Regions from separate parts of the Mus musculus genome. Here region 2 is linked to region 1. Evidence: chromatin loops called from intact Hi-C (ENCODE). Cell type or tissue: left cerebral cortex. All regions are shown on one strand. Each heading gives the region's core, and the rest is flanking DNA. Links, peaks and the distances in the headings are about the cores only.

Region 1 (2,919 bases), core at 250-2,749:
CTCCTAGTCTTGACCTGTCTCTATCCCCTTCCATCCCCAAGTACTGGGGCTAATAGGCATATACTTCTGGCACTTATGTGGAAGTTGAGGACTGAAACTCAAGTCTTTATGCTTTCACTTTTCCCAGTGAGCCACCTCCCCAGCCCTCAGATCACTTTTAAACACTAATATCCAAGTCCAGCTAAAATGAGTGGCAATTGGGAGGTAATTCTCCGTGGGTTTCTTGTATGTCTGCACATTTTCCAAGTAGGGGAACTGATTCCCAATTACAGTGAACTACCCTTTAAAGTCCTATGAAACTACCTTGGAAACATGTCCCCTTCCAAAAGAAACATCAGGCACAATCACTGTGACATAAATACCAGGTAGGAAAGGCAGCTTTTCCTGTAATTCCAGCTTTAGAAGGCAGAAGCAGGGAGACCTCCAAAGGGGCTGGCTAGGGAGACTAACCCTATCTATGAATGAGCTATGGGTCTGATTCAAAGAGTTACTTTCTCTAGTGATGTAGCTACTAGCAAGTTGCCCTGACCTGGCGAATAACCTTTCATATGTGCTCAGGTGAGAAAAACTAATTAAGTCAGGGGACCACATATTAAACAAAGACATGCAAACATGAAGGGGGCTTATTGAGACAAGTAGAGATGAGAGAAAAGGATGGGGGCAAAATAATTAAAATCTACTATATAAATGGATGAGAACTCAAAGAGGAAAACAGTTTAGCAAAAGGAAAGACCACCCCTCAATGACTAAGGTACAAGAGCAATTAAGACTAGTGCCGGACATCAATCTCAAACATCTGCATGTGCATGCATACATACTTGCATGTGTACATACATATAATGTGCCCTCACACATACAAATACATGTTCATGCACACCACACACAAATAAAAATGGAAAAGAAAAACCACAGCATGGGTGGATATGCACACAGAGAGTAGATGTGAAGGATGGGAAGGCTCTGGTGTCTTCCTTATTTCTATTGGATATATCTACTCATTGGGACTAGACCGATAATAAAAGGAAGGCATTATTTAGAGCTTGCTTTGAAAAAGTTGCTACAATGATTCACTCTGGAGACAAACAGAAAAATAATCCTGGGGTGGGGTGGGGATGCCTTGTAATAAGCCCAAATGCTACTCTGTTGCCTTTCCACTCACACACACACACACACACACACACACACACACACACACTTATTCTACTCTTAGCTGTCACAATGAAAAATTGGCCAGAGTCACTGAGTCCAAAACTGTTCTGCATGGCATTTTCTCTGTGAAGAGCACTTGCTTCTGCAAGAGAGCAGAAATGAGTCCTGGGGAGAACAGCTGTTCCGTTCATTGCACTCTGCCACATGCTGGAGATGAAGACACGGGGCGTACACAGCATCTTCATTCCACTTGCTGATGTGCCTGGCACAAATGCCAAAGACAGCTACAAGTAGATTGCTCCCCAGGCTCCAGTGAACTAGAACATCTTCATTTAAGTCATGCATAGCCTGGAATTTTTTTTCCTTTTTTCTTTTTTCTTTTTTTTTTTAAGACGAGAAAGATGACTTTATGTGGTAGTTGCTAAGCAGCAGGGCTCTCGTGGGGGAACTCAAACATACAGCAGTTTGCAGAATCTCAGTGGGAAGCCAGGCTGTCTTCTTTAAAGCACTCTCCTCATGTGACCCTTACTATCTTCTATGCAGTCTCAGTTCCCTTGTTTGTTTTTAACTACCCACCATTCCTACACCTCATTAACTAGTGATGGACTGGAAGAGGATTTGTGTTGCTCTCTCAGCTAGCCTGGCTCATTGAGAGCCTCCAGTCAGCCTGATCTGACAGTAACAGTGAAAGTAAGGACTCACAGCCTTTCCATTACTGGGTTTTTTTTTTAATGCACAAATGGAAAACATAGAGAAGTACAAGGCAATAAAATAAAAATGCAATTTCACAACATAACGTTCAGTGATGAATTTGGTGCTATTCTATTTACAGACATGGAACAGAATTGTGACAGTGCACATCTAGATATTAGCAGGCACTTCGTTCTGATAAATACTGCTACTAAAGGTAAGAACACAATTTTGTGTCAGTTTTGCAGTGAATCTCTTTACATTACAGATTTCCATACTTGAGCAATATTTTATCACACACATGCATATACCAATTTTTTTCTATTATATTTTTAACATTTTACTAAATTTTGGCTGAATGATCCTTTAGAGAATGGTTTTACATGATTTTTGTCAATTATAATCTAAGTTAAGGTACTTTCAAAATTATTGACATCATCTGTTATTTTTTACTGTGTTAGCATATTAATTACTTTTAGATGTCATTTTTGACATTTTATATTGTTAAAATATAATCTGTTGTTAAATACATGTGTGTTTTCCTCCTGCCTTAGTTAGGGTTTTACTTCTGTGAAGAGACACCAAGACCAAAGCAACTTTTATAAAAGACAACAGTTAATTGGGGCTGGCTTACAGGTTCAGAGGCTCAGTCCATTATCAAGGTGGGAGCATGCAGCATCCAGGCAGGCATGGTACAGGCAGAGCTGAGAGTTCTACATCTTCATTTGAAGGCTGATAGTGGAAGACTTACTTCCAGGCAGTTAGGATGAGGGTCTTATAGCCCACACCCACAGTGAAACACCTACTCCAACAAGGCCACACCTTCTAATAATGTTATTCCCTGGGCTGAGCATATACAAGCCATCACACACACACACACACACACACACACACACACACACACACACACACACACCTAAAGAGGGGACCACACAAAAGTAAGAAGTAGGAATCACCCTTGAATATTTCTATCAGACCATCTCAACACTGAAAAGCAGCCCTTAGTTGCACCCAGACATCCAGCTCTTCAATGTACAAGTATCAGAGCACTGTCTTCAGAGAGCTATCAAGGTGTTTGTT
Region 2 (2,919 bases), core at 151-2,650, 65 kb before region 1:
GATACTCATATGTACTTACATTCATATATATGGACATGAATACACCTCATACACACATACATACACACATATAGATATAATTACACAGAGAGACATACACACATATACTTCTGTATTTTCATTTCCCTATTCTCTCTAGACAATCCCATCACTAAATTATGAGTCTGTAGTTGAGTCACATATTTAGTTGAAATCAATGAAGCATAAAACTCCCCTTAGACAGAAAACAAGCATCCCCGTCTCCTGAAGGGAAACCCCGCTCCTTTCATTGAGGGCATATGGGGAAGAAGAGCACAGACAGACAACCAGCACTTCAGTTGTATTACCTCAGAAACCTGAAGTGAAGAAGCAGCATTTACCAAATTACATAATTGTGTGAAAGCCAAAGAGTCAAAAACATCCAAGACTCACAGTCTGAGTAACTACTGCTCCTCACAGAAATGACCACAGAAGCTCAATGGACTGCATAGTATATTTTTTCCCAATATTCAAAACTTAGGCTATGGTCTCAAGGCATATAGCTTTCGTGAATCCTATACATGCTACTCTAGGTTTGTGTGTGTGTGTGTGTGTACATGTGTGTGCACATGCATGCATATGTGTATACATGTGTATGCGCACCTCATGCATGTGTGCAATGTGCCACAGAGACAGAACAGAGACAGGCTGTTACAGGAAGGGCACACAGCGCCTTGTGGCAACTGGATATAGTCAGGGAACTTAGAGTTAACACCCTTACTGTCAGCAGTCATATGGGAGCCCAGCCTTATTCTCAGCATTCCTAGTCTGTCATCAGTCTGCCTCACATACTCAGTGCAGTTCAGGGTCTGTTTCTCATTTAATTCTGTTCCATACATAGCACAAGTCTGAGGCATGCCCATGTTTTGCTGTTGGGGAATGAGGGTAGGTACTCTCGCCCATCACCCATAGGGGAGATAGGGAGCTGGGAAGGTAATGACCAGCTTCATGGCAAAAACCACACAGACACAACCTCACAAAGTGACATTTAATCCCCCAACTCATGAGGGACAGCACAGCCTCACATTAGCTGGCTTTCTCTGTTTCCCCCTCACAGCCAAACATATGTTCTCTGTGGACTCAACCCAGCCCATCTGAACTGGTTGCTATTTCTGTAAGAAGTGGGAGGGGGAGGTAAAATTTTCATATTTCTGTCCTCATGTGAAGCTATAAATATTCACCCACAGAAAGCCACGGGGTCTCATTTGCATGGATGATACATTAAGACCAGTTATGCTTCTGTGAGTGGAAACATCTCTCATCAACTACCCAGGTCTCAGGTGGGCTCTAGGTTCAGCCAGCTCTGCAACATGACATTGCATGACCTTGAGGACTGTATAATTCACAACCAATTTCCCATTTCGCTTATCCCCCTCCCTGACTGTTACTGTTCACCTGGCATCCATCAATACTTTCATTCAATCAGGACATTTGGTGCATTTCTTTAGAAATATTTCACTACCTTGTCTCATTTGCATGGGCCGCTTTTACCCATTATGCAATTTTAAAGTTTCATGATCATGTACCACTATCCCCTTGCATACACCCTTAATGTTCGTACCCCTCACCTTTGAAATGCTTGCCTAGCTAAGCTAACTGGTACACTAATTATAGCTACCTCTTGGCCTATGAGGGGAAAAACATATTGCCTTACTGATTAATCTAAACCTATGAGTACCATCTTCAAAAGGGCCTTCGATATTGTCCTACAGCCATCTATGCACCCCTATACTCTCTGACTTCCCATCTGATCAAGTCATCCTTCTGCTCTCTTCAAGCCTCCCTGAACCTCCCTCCCCGCAAACACCAACACACACACACACACACACACACACACACACACACACACACATGAAATGATGGCTAATCTTTGTTGTAAACTTGACATACACAGGAAAAGGGAACCTCAATTGTGGAATTATCTCCATCAGACTAGCACTGTGGGCAATGCCATCCTTACACTGGTGTGACTGAGCTGTATCAGAGAGGTAGCTGAGCAAGCCAATAAACAGCTTTTCTCTATAACCTCTGCTTCAGTTCCTACTTTGGCTTCCCTTGATGATGGAGTGTAACTTGTCAGCCAAATAAACCCTTCTCTCCCTAGATGCTTTTGACCAGAGCTTTATCACCTCAACGGAGAAGCAAACTAGATGCCCAGTCTCCATCTCAGTTACTGGCCTTGCTTATGACTCTCCTAAGTAAAATGGGCTCAATAAGAGAATTCCCACCACCTCCTACCTCTCCCTCCTTCCAGCTGTGTATCTCCTTTCTGTGTTTCTGTGCATGGGGATGAACTCTTTCTGCGCTGAGTGCTTTCCTTCTGGCCTCCATCCAGTCCCATCCCAGTATGCTCTTATCCTAAGGTTTTTAGAAACCCTATGTTCTAGGTATCCCCCAACTTTCCTATACTTCACCCATCTCTTTAAAGGTACATTTTATAAAGCAATCATAAATTCTAAATAATTTCTTCATATTTTTTCTGAACATACTTTGGTCAAGAATTTGTTCCAATTAAAGCAATCTTATCAAGTCTACACATATCACCAGACAGCTAAATGCAGTGGTCAGTATTCAATAGGTTTGTGGGTGTGTGTATGGATGACTTTAAGCCTCACTTTCTTCACATATAAACTGAGACAGTGGTGCCTACCTCTGAAATTGACTGTGAAGACTGATACTACAAGAAAAAGATTTAGCAGGAGTGCTAGGTTGCAAACAGCGCTAAGAGATTTAAGCACATTCGGAGTAAATATCTACAAACACTCTGAAGCTGCCTTAGTGTTGACTCTTAAAAGAAAGGTGTGATCACACCAGGTAACCATGCCTTGCTTTTATGCAAAGACTGCTTCCCAGTCTTTTGAAGAAAGGGTCTGTATTTTCCATTGCTAGATATCAAACATT

Evidence for each region. Peaks named below come from ENCODE experiments on the same cell type or tissue, not always from the same donor. Only the 100,000 strongest peaks of a DNase experiment are listed, where the experiment ranks them.
Region 2: it touches region 1 in a loop (2.2-fold over the local background); 3 of 42 quality-filtered maps call a loop at or near these places.

The regions. Positions count from the first base shown.
Region 1 is chr9:51,440,663-51,443,581 of GRCm38, reverse strand. No RefSeq gene overlaps it. Among named protein-coding and RNA genes, the nearest start is that of 1810046K07Rik, 110 kb to the right of the region's middle. In left cerebral cortex, for the core only: no CTCF peak of the experiment used is centred there; a DNase peak (open chromatin) is centred at 1,425; H3K27ac peaks cover 817 bases.
Region 2 is chr9:51,505,671-51,508,589 of GRCm38, reverse strand. No RefSeq gene overlaps it. Among named protein-coding and RNA genes, the nearest start is that of 1810046K07Rik, 180 kb to the right of the region's middle. In left cerebral cortex, for the core only: no CTCF peak of the experiment used is centred there; DNase peaks (open chromatin) are centred at 814 and 1,101; H3K27ac peaks cover 705 bases.